Regions from separate parts of the Homo sapiens genome. Here all the other regions are linked to region 1. A link is a contact called in ENCODE Hi-C or POLR2A ChIA-PET data. All regions are on one chromosome and are shown on one strand. Each heading gives the region's core, a stretch centred on a gene start or an enhancer-like site at or near the end of the contact. The rest is flanking DNA. Distances are from core to core; before and after follow the strand shown.

Region 1 (3,382 bases), core at 245-2,744:
TTCCCATCTGGCTTCTTTTGCTCAGCATCCTGACTGCACAGCTTGTAGAGTTCCAGTCGACTTTGACTGCCACTCAGCAAGAGCGCAGGTGGACTCCCAGAGCGCTTCCTTCCCATGAAGGCCAGGAGAAAGCCACTTGCCCAAAAGCAGTTCAAAGTACGTTGTTACGTGAAAAAGTCAGGTACAAAACCATCTGCATAGCTCAATCCCATTTTTGGAAGGGATAAAAAAGGTCTCTTTTTATGCAGAATCAAAAATGATCCTGAAAAATATGTTAAATTTCCTCTCAACCGTGGTGCATTATAAACACTTAGCAAATCCAAATAGCCCCTGGATGGAGAGGGGTCATCTTGTGTTTGGGGCCATGTTGAACAAAAAATAGGACCTGCCAGCTACACTCACTTGCCATATGAAAATTGTCATTCTCAGCCGGGCTTGGTGGCTCACGCCTGTAAATCCCAGCACTTTGGGAGGCTGAGGCGGGCAGGTAACTTGAGGCCAGGAGTTTGAGATCTGCCTGGCCAACATGGTGAAACCCCATCTCTACTAAAAATACAAAAATTAGCCAGGCGTGATGGTGCTCACTTGTAATCCCAGCTACTCTGGAGGCTGAGGCAGGAGAATCACTCAAACTCGGGAGGCAGAGGTTTCAGTAAACCAAGATTGCACCACTGCACTGCAGCCTGGCCAACAGAGCAAGACTCTCTCAAAAAAAAAAAAAAAGAAAAAGAAAAGAAACGAAAAAATAAAGATTGTCACTCTCCCCATCACCCTTTTTGGCCCACTGATGCCCAGTGAAATTGCGTGAGTTAAATGCCTGGTAGATACAATTCTACAAGATTCAAGTGTTATGTGGAGGTTTTTCCTGCGTAGTGGGGATGGCAGGTGGATTTTTTGTGTTTCTTATCTATTTATTCTAACCTTTCTTCCTTCCTTCCTTCCTTCCTTCCTTCCTTCCTTCCTTCCTTCCTTTCCTTCCTTCCTTCCTTCCTTCCTTCCTTCCTTCCTTCCTTCTTTCTTTTTCTTTCTTTCTTTCTTTCTTTCTCTTTCTTTCTTTGAGAGATAGGCTCTCACTCTGTCGGCCAGACTGGAGTGTAATGCCGCAATCTTGGCTCACTGCAACCTCCGCCTCCCAGACTCAAGCCATCCTCTCACCTCAGCCTCCCAAGTAGCTAGGACTACAGGCACATGCCACCGTGCCCGGCTAATTTTTGTATTTGTTTTGTAGAGATGGGGTTTCACCACGATGCTCAGGCTGGTTTCAAACTCTGGGATTCAAATGATCTGCCCACCTTGGCCTCCCAAGGTGCTGGGATTACAGCTGAGGGTCACCACGCCCAGCCTTACTCTAACTAGCAAAAAATAAGAACAAGAATTCATATATACTAAATAAGAACTGCAGCAGCAGCAGCAGCAATAAACTGGCAAAACAAAAAGAAAGCATTTCTGTCTCCGTTTATGTGCTTCCAGAAGGTCAGCTAGAGAAAGGGCACGTCACCCCGATGCACTGAGTCGATTGCACAAGAAAGGGAGTGCCGACTCCTCCACATCCAGGGGATCATCCAGCCTATATGTGGTTTAAGGGGCAGCCTCAAAGCCAGAAGGACTCGGGTTCAAACCCGAGCATTGCCCCTTACCAGCTGTGGCTCGGTTACTCCTCCTGCATAACAAACCCACCCCAGAACACAGCGGTGTAAAGCAGCCATTCTACTCGCCTGGAATGATATCTCTCAGATCCTGTGGTCAGGAATGCAGACAGGGCACAGCAGGACAGCTTGTCTCTGCTCCACAGTGTCTGGGGCCTCGGCTGGGACAGCCTGAAGGCTGAGGGCGACTTGGTGGCTGGGGTGCTGGCCTCGGTCGGAGAGTCTTCACTTGCGTGTCTGGCAGCTGCTACCGCAGCTGGGCCATCAGAAAGACACCTGTGTGTGACTTCTTCGTGTGGTCTCTTCACTTGGGCTGGTTTGGGTTTCCTCACAACATGGTGGGAAGGGGGAGTGACTGCTAATGGGTGTGAGGTTCCTTTCGGGGGCAATGCAAGTGTTCTAAAATTAGGTAGTGGTGATGATTGCACAACTCTGTGAATACACCAAAACCCACTGGATTGTGTACTTTAAAAGGGTGAGTTTTATGGTATGTGAATTATATCTCAATAAAGCTGGGGGGGTTTTTTTTTACAAAAAAAAAGAAGCAGAAACAGATCATGAGGATGAGAGATGATGCTGTAAGCATCTTAAGACAACACGATGCGCAGCTGGGTGCACTCCCTGTAATTCCAGCATTTTGGGAGGCCGAGGCAGGAAGATGGCTTGAGCCCAGGAGGCTGCAGTGAGCTATGATCTTGCCACTGGACTCCAGCCTGGGCAACAGAGCAAGAAAAAAAAAAAAAAAAAAACAGAAAACACAATTTGCCACACTGTGTGAGGCACTATCTTTCTATGCCTCAGTTTCTTCTTCTGTAAAATGGGACTATTTAATAATCAAATGAACTCATAGGGTCTTTCAGGGTGAAGAAAGGTAATTCTGAGCCTAGTAGCTGGCACATAGTGAGTGCTCAGGAAATGTTATTATTTCAAACAATAAAATGCCATAAGGCAGCAGTGTGTAGAGTTAATTAAAACAACAGGTTTTAGAGCCAACCCACAAATTTGAATCTAGCTTTCTCAGTGGTTAGTTACTTAACCACTCTAGATCTGTTTCATTATCTGTAAAATGGAGTTAACATAGTACCTGCCTCATACACTGTGACAATCAAATGAGTTAATAGCACGAAGGGCTTGGAACGGTGCCTATGTGCAATACAGCACAGTACACAGTAGGTACTACATAGTTGCTGACTGTTATTGCTTCTGGCATTTCCCTGGCTTCCTGGCGCTGCTTAGGTGGTGTGGATCCATTGGAAGCGTTTGTGTAATAGTAATAACAACAATGATGCTAACAGCTGGCCCTTATCCACTGTCACAGGATGAGGAGGGGATGCTGGGCACCCCCTCATACCAGCCACCAGGGAATTCCACACAGGAGCTGGGCTGGCTGCAGAGGGCTGAGTGGTAGACCCCAGGGGAAGGTGAGGCATTCAGCCGGAGGGGACTGGATTCCCAGAGGAGCAGAGGAGCAGAGGATCCTGGGGCCACTGAGGGGCTCACAGGGCTGCGGGGAAGGGAGCTATAGGCTGGAGCAGAGAGCAGGAAAGATGGGCAGAGGCCAGACAGCCAAGAAGCTTGCAGCCTGGACTGTGCCCTGAGATTCTTGGATGCTCTTTCGTTTTCTTACTGAAAATACTGGAAAAAACAGCCTTGTCCCATCTTAGGACAAACGTGTTTCTCTCTTCCTTCTTGGCCTCTGCGGGGGTGACTCTCTTCCAGCTATCCTCTCATTCCCT
Region 2 (3,382 bases), core at 1-2,500, 510 kb before region 1:
TTCATAGTCCAGCAGATCAGTCACAGTGGGCCGTTCCCCGCAAGCTGCACAGTCGAGCCTGCGGCTCCGCAGCCGAATAGAGCGGAAATGCCCTCTCAGGGCATCAAAGAGCAACAAGCTGCCACTGTAAGAGGGGCCCAGACCCGCAGCGATTTTCAGCACTTCCAAGGCCTGCAGGCAGCCCAGGACCCCGGTAACGACACCGAGCACCCCGCCGTCCGCGCAGTTGGTCACTGTCTCCGCTGGGGGTGGTTGGGGGAATATGCAGCGATAGCAAGGGCCACCGTCATAATGGTAGACTGTGATTTGGCCCTCGAAGCGCAAGGCACTGGCAGACACGAGGGGCCGACCCGCCAGCACACATGCGTCATTAACCAGGTAGCGAGTGGGCACGTTGTCCGAGCAGTCAGCCACCACATCATATCGGCGGACCAGGTCTAGGGCAGTGGCTGGCGTAAGGGCCTGAGTGTACGGCACGCATTCCACTGCCGAATTGAGGCGGCGCAGCGAGGCGGCGGCCGAAAAGGCCTTGGCCTGGCCAGCCAGTGCCTCGCCATGCAGCACTTGGCGGGCCAGGTTGCTCATCTCTACCACGTCATAGTCCACAAGGCCAAGGCGGCCCACGCCGGCCGCTGCCAAGTACTGCGCTAGTGGACAGCCGAGCCCACCGCAGCCCACGATTAGCACGCACGCGGTCCCCAGGCGCAGCTGTCCGTGCACGCCCAGCTCGGGCAGCACTAGCTGCCGGCTATAGCGCAGAATCTCATCTCGGGACAGAGCGGCCTTCGGCGGCAGCGGCGACACCGGAACCAGCCGTTCTGGCTGCGGTTCCTGCTCAGCCAAAAGAGCCGACGCCAGCTTCTGCTTCAGCGAATTCAATTCCTCCTCACGTTGGGCAACTTCAGCTTGTAAGGCGAGTACCTCCTCCCGGGAAGCCATGGCGACCTCTTCCGGAAGTTGTCGTGAAAGGCATTTCCGCTTCCGTCTTCTGTCTCCTAGCGACTGGGATAAACTAAAAAACTTTATGGAGCTTGGGAAAAGGTGATGAATAGATATTTACTTCCTGAAGAAACCTTCAGATTAAACTTCAAAGATGTATAAATCCAGAATATTTCTAATTGAACCACGCAATGGCCCTAGAAGAACTAGCGATCAATCACACAGGTCATCCCCCGCTTCCGAATTTGGTACGGTCCGACCCGTCCTTTTCCGCGCCACATTACGTAATTCCGCTTCCGGCATCTGGCTCAGTTCCGCCATGGCCTCCTTGGAAGTCAGTCGTAGTCCTCGCAGGTCTCGGCGGGAGCTGGAAGTGCGCAGTCCACGACAGAACAAATATTCGGTGCTTTTACCTACCTACAACGAGCGCGAGAACCTGCCGCTCATCGTGTGGCTGCTGGTGAAAAGCTTCTCCGAGAGGTAGCGCACCAGGTCTCCCTCCCCGAAGAATGAGATGAGCTGGCTTCCCCGGCCCGGGTGTCGGCAGCTGGCTGCGCGAAGCGGCCCTGTCCAGCCTTCTTTGCCTCACACAGGAAGGCCCGGGGAGAGGGCCACCCTGCGAGGGAAGCAGAGGCGGATGCTTGTTGGGTTTTCTTCGTGTCCTGGGTTCTCATTCCTGCCCTTGGGTTTTGTGAGACTCTCATTTATCTTTATTATGTAGTACTCCCGTCCCCCGCCTTTCCGTAGAAAGGTTGGCCACTCTTTTACTTGGAAGCGAGGCTGAAAGCGTGATCCCACTCCTCCCTCTAGGCGGTCAGGATCTGCGGCAAGAGCCGGGAGTCCAAGCGAGAGCTCTCACTCTCCGCTCCGGTGCCGAGTGCTTACATAAGCATGAGGTTTGGTGTGTGTGGGTTAGGGAGCTATTGCTGGGCACGATAACCTTTCTGGAAAGGAGAAAGCAGAAGAGCATCTTCGCTGATCACTGGTGGATGTTTGGTGTGATTGTTAGAACCGGGATGGGGGGTGGGTGGAGTTCGAATTTGGAAGTGTTAATGCAGTGTTTTTAAAAACTGCAAAAAATCCTGGAGTCAGTACGAAGTAACTTGTTTTACGATTGCACAAATGGGATCATGCTGTGAAATCTTTGAAGACTTTTTCTCATATTAACATGTACAAACATAGCAAATTACTTTGGAAGTTAGGTAACATTCCATATGGCTGTGTTATTTATTTAATCAGGTCATGGCAATGAACTGGATTATTTCCAGCGCCTTTTGGTTGTTTCTGTTTTTTGGCTTTTGCTTTGTCGATGAGAACAAGGACTTTGTTCACACCATATTTTCCAGCTAAATTTAGAAAAGTGCTTGACACATAGCGGTGCTCCTTTATTGCATCAGTGTTGGCAGCAGACGCGTTCATACTTTTACTTGTGTACTAGGGATAAATTCTTCGAGGTAGGATTGCTGGGTCGACAGAAATGTGCTTAAAATGGACAGTTACTGCCAAATTGCTCTAAAGAAAAAAAAGGTTGTACAAGTTTGGACTCTCCATTCTTCAGAGTGCCTGTTTCCCTATCAACCAGCCCGCCTGAGCATTAGACTTAACATTGTTGGAAGTACTCATTTGTGAAAACCATTGCTGTTTTGATTGTATTTCCTTGAATAACTGCCTTCATATGCCTTGCCCCTCAGAGTTTTAAAATTTTTATTTTTCCTGTTTAATCTTTTAATTTTGATTTCTATAAGCTCTAAATTAAAGAAAGTAACTATCATACAACCGATCTCGTTCAGGGCTTGTATTCTAATTTTGCAATTTTTTTTTTTGCTGTTTTAATTTTTTTATGTAGTACAATTTATGTTTCCTTTTAATGGTTTGTGAATCAATCTTTTAAGATCAAAATGAAGTTTGATAAAGGAAACAAAACTTTTCAGATGCAATCAAATTACTTGAAGTCAGCCCAGCTTGGTACCTTTGAGCTGCCTCACCCTCAGGTGGTGTAGCTGCTTTGAAGTGGTAGGGGACAGTAATTTGCTTTTAACGACCCCATTTTGTTTATGGAATTTCTCTTTCAGCACGTCTATTAAAATCACCTTACATATTTTGGCATGTAAAGGCACCAGTGCCCAGATTTAAGGCACAGTGGGAAGCCAAAGTCATTGTTCTACTCTTGGAGAATAGATAACACAGGGGTTTGCTTTCTTGTCTTCAAAGTTTGCTGGGGCTGACTTGTTAAAGCCTTTAACAGTGGAATATGTTTTCTGGTTGATTTTCTTGTATTTGTTTCTTTTTTCTTTTTCTTTTTTTTTTTTTTCTTTTGGAGACGGAGTCTTGCTCTGTTGCCCAGGCTGGAGTGCGGTGGCGCCATCTTGGCTCACTGCAGGCCCCGCCTCCCGGGTTCTTTTTAGTAGAGACGGGGTTTCACTGTGTTAGCCAGGATGGTCTC
Region 3 (3,382 bases), core at 388-2,887, 380 kb after region 1:
AGTCTCGCTCTGTGGCCCAGGCCAGAGTGCAGTGGCGCGATCTCGGCTCACTGCAGCCTCTGCCTCCCATGTTCAAGCGATTCTCCCACCTCAGCCTCCCAAGTAGCTGGGACTACAGGTGCGCAACACCATGCCCGGCTAATTTTTATATTTTTAGTAGAGACAGAGTTTCACCATGCCGAAATTCCCTTTTAAAAATACCCTTCGGCAGGCGGGCACGGTGGCTCATGCCTGTAATCCCAGCACTTAGGGAGGCCCAGGTGGGCAGATCACTTGAGGTCAAGGAGTTTGAGACCAGCCTGGCCAACATGGTGAAACCCCGACTCTACTAAAAATACAAAAATTAGCTGGCCATGGTGGTGCGTGCCTGTAATCCCAGCTACTAGGGAGGCTGAGGCAGGAGAATCACTTGAATCTGGAAGACGGAGGTTGCAGTGAGCCGAGATTGTGCCACTGCACTCCAGCCTGGGAGACAGAGTGAGACTGCATCTCAAAAAACAAACAAACAACAAAAAAAACCCAGCAACTTTGTCTTGGCACAGTGGTTCATGCCTGTAATCCCAGCACTCTGGGAAGCCAAGGTGGGCAGATCACTTGAGTCCAGGAGTTTGAGACCAGCCTGGGCAACACGGCAAAACCCCCTCTCTACAAAAAATACAAAAATTAGCTGGGCATGGTGTTGCACACCTGTAGTCCCAGCTACTCGGGAGGCTGAGGTGGGAGGATCGCTTGAGCCCAAGAGGTGGAGGTTGCAGTGGGCCGTGATTGTGCCACTGCACTCCAGCCTGGGCAACACGGCGAGACTCTGTCTCAATAAATAAATAAACATATACATAGATATAGATATAGATATAGATATACACATATATATATACACTTAAGTAAAAACCAATTATCTAGGAGCAAATGTCAAGTAAAAGTACAGGTAGGGCTCAGATGCGGCAAAAAATCATGTTGGGGTAGGAGCCTGAGTAACATCAGCGAGCGCATACAGGTTTATCCTTTGGCCTCTGGCCCAGCTGTTAATGATATATTCATGTTTATTATCTGCCCCCTCCCACCCCCACTAAAATGTCAGCTTCAAGAGGGTAGGGATGAGGCCAATTGTGTTCACGGCTGTGTTCCTGCCATCTCACACAATGTTGGGCATACAGTAGGTGTTCAGTGAATACTTGTGAATGGGTGAATGGCTGGCTGGAAGGCCATGCATGAGTGAATGAGCGGAGGTGACACCTTCACATCCTCTCTCCGCCTCGGTGGATGCCAGTGCAGGCCCAGGAGTCAGCCGTTTCCACTACCAGCTGTGTGGCCCCGGGAGGGCTCCTTAACCTCTCTGTGCGTTTCCGTTGCCATTTCGCCGGGTTATTCTAAGGATTACGTGTGGTTTTACATGGTGTGGGCTTCTTGCAGTCCTCGGCACGGAGCACCCCTCCGTAAATGTTATTTCGCTATTGTTCTTTCCTTTCCTTTCGGTGTATTCTGCTTATGTATTCGCTATTGCTCTTCCCCATCTCACCGACCAGAAGAGTGAAGCTCCTCCCCGCTCTCCTGGCGCCCGGCTTCCCCGTTCTGGCTCGGGCCTGCACGCCCGCCCTTGGCCAGCAGAGGGCGCTAGCGCTCTAGGGACCAACGCTCCGGCTGGGCCGGGCCACGCGTCATCTCTCAGCCGACCCGAGGCTGGGGCTGGAGGAGGGGACAGGCGTGACCGCCGGGGCAGGGGTGGACCACCGGACATCTGGGTGTGTGCCTTTGGCACAGCGGGAGCCTGCTGGAGGCTCCCAAAGCGGAGTGGGCAAGCTTTTTCCCCCAGTGCGCTTCCAACCCTTTTTCTTTCTTTCTTTCTTTCTTTTTTTTTTTTTTTTTTGCGACAGGGTCTCTTGTCGCCCAGGCTGGAGTGCAGTGATGCGATCACGGGTCACTGCAGCCTCCAACTCCTGGCCTCAAGCGATTCTCCTTCCTCAGCCTCCCGGGTAGCTGGGACTACAAGTGGGCGCCACCACGCCCAACTAATTATTTATTCATTTAGAGACAGGGTCTCACTCTGTCACCCAGGCTGGGGTGCAGTGGCATGATCAAGTCTCATTGCAGCCTCAACCTCCTCCTCAAGCAATCCTCCTGCCTCAGCCTCCTGAGTAGCTGGGACTACAGGTGCAGGCCACTGGCCAATTAAAAAATATTTTTTTTTTTAATTAGCCGGACGTGGTGGCGGGTGCCTGTAGTCCCAGCTACTCAGGAGGCTGAGGCAGGAGAATGGCGTGAACCCGGGAGGCGAGCTTGCAGTGAGCTGAGATCACGCCACCGCACGGCAGCCTGGGTGACTGAGCGAGACTCAGTCTCAAAAAAAAAAAATTTTTTTTAGTAGAGACAGGGTCTCGCTGTGTTGCCCCGGCTGGTCTCAAACTCCTGGGCTCAAGTGATCTTCCTGCCTTGGCCTCCTAAAGTGCTGGGATTACAGGCGTAAGCCACCATGCCTGGCCTCCAACCCATTTTTTGCCAAGGACCAGCTGAGACTCAGAAAGGGTTGTCCAAGGTCACCCAGCAGGTGGGGGTAGTGGGGGTCATGCTGTGAATACAAGGCTTTGAAGCTCACATACCTCAAGGACCTGATAGGGGCTGTGGAGAACACAGGACTGACCACCTTTGCCTCTAGAATGCTGGCCCACATGGCCAAATCTTCCAAGTCTTCAAGAGAGACAGGGACATCAGGATGTAGTGAAATGTCTCGATTTTTATGGTAGCAATGAATTAAAGGCTTTGTTTGTTTTTGTAGAGCCAGGGTCTCATTATATTGCCCAGGCTGGTCTTGAACCCTTGGCCTCAAGCGATCCTCCCGTCTTGGCCTCCCAAAGTGCTGGAATTACAGGCGTGAGCCACCACTTCTAGCCTTATTTGTTTATTTATTTATTTTGAGATGGAGTCTTGCTCTGTCGCCAGGCTAAAGTCCAGTGGCGCTATCTCGGCTCTCTGCTACCTCCACCTCCCGGGTTCAAGCGATTCTTCTACCTCAGCCTCCCAAGTAGCTGGGACTACAGGTGTGCACCACCACACCCGGCTACTTTTTGTATTTTTAGTAGAGATGGGGTTTCACCATATTGCCCAGGCTGGTCTCAAACTCCTGACCTCAGGTGATCCGCCCACCTTGGCCTCCCAAAGTGCTGAGATTACAGGCATGAGCCACCATGCCTGGCCGCCTTTTTTATTTTTAATCACAGTTTCCACCTCTGAGCAACCTTGGAGGTAGCTCACCTCTTCCTCCCTTGGAGGAAGGTGTTTTGAAACAAAACCATCCCCCTGGTTTCTTCACCTGCCTGCCTGAGCTTCTTTAGGCTTCAGTTTACCAGTGACTGCATCTTCCAGGACTGCGCTACCCAGGACATCCCCT

Evidence for each region. Hi-C counts contacts between places; a loop is a spot of excess contacts on that map. ChIA-PET counts read pairs that join two places held with the same protein, here RNA polymerase II (POLR2A). Pooled maps may share reads with other maps.
Region 2: a pooled map shows a loop between it and region 1 (4-fold over the local background). The contact joins the promoter of DPM1 here to the enhancer-like site in region 1. A Hi-C loop is called at or near these places in 1 of 50 pooled maps. POLR2A ChIA-PET finds 5 or more read pairs at or near these places in 2 of 52 experiments (B cell and WTC11).
Region 3: a pooled map shows a loop between it and region 1 (2.8-fold over the local background). The contact joins two enhancer-like sites. A Hi-C loop is called at or near these places in 3 of 168 maps with a recorded cell type or tissue (K562, PC-9 and naive thymus-derived CD4-positive, alpha-beta T cell) and 7 of 50 pooled maps. POLR2A ChIA-PET finds 5 or more read pairs at or near these places in 1 of 52 experiments (activated T-cell).

What each region holds. Positions count from the first base shown.
Region 1 is chr20:50,449,705-50,453,086 of GRCh38, reverse strand. No RefSeq gene overlaps it. Among named protein-coding and RNA genes, the nearest start is that of PTPN1, 59 kb to the left of the region's middle. Within about 2 kb of position 1,494, at least 20 of the 41 ENCODE cell types and tissues checked have a DNase peak (open chromatin) inside an H3K27ac peak, as active enhancers do.
Region 2 is chr20:50,956,400-50,959,781 of GRCh38, reverse strand. DPM1 (dolichyl-phosphate mannosyltransferase subunit 1, catalytic) reads left to right here and starts at 1,250. Exons shown (of 9, transcript NM_003859.3): 1 at 1,250-1,419. The coding sequence starts at 1,259. It overlaps MOCS3 (molybdenum cofactor synthesis 3), which reads right to left and starts at 964. Exons shown (of 1, transcript NM_014484.5): 1 at 1-964. The coding sequence starts at 939. RefSeq lists enhancers at 181-791, 1,004-1,493.
Region 3 is chr20:50,069,671-50,073,052 of GRCh38, reverse strand. No RefSeq gene overlaps it. Among named protein-coding and RNA genes, the nearest start is that of TRERNA1, 30 kb to the right of the region's middle. RefSeq lists a silencer at 1,494-1,733. Within about 2 kb of position 1,637, at least 3 of the 41 ENCODE cell types and tissues checked have a DNase peak (open chromatin) inside an H3K27ac peak, as active enhancers do.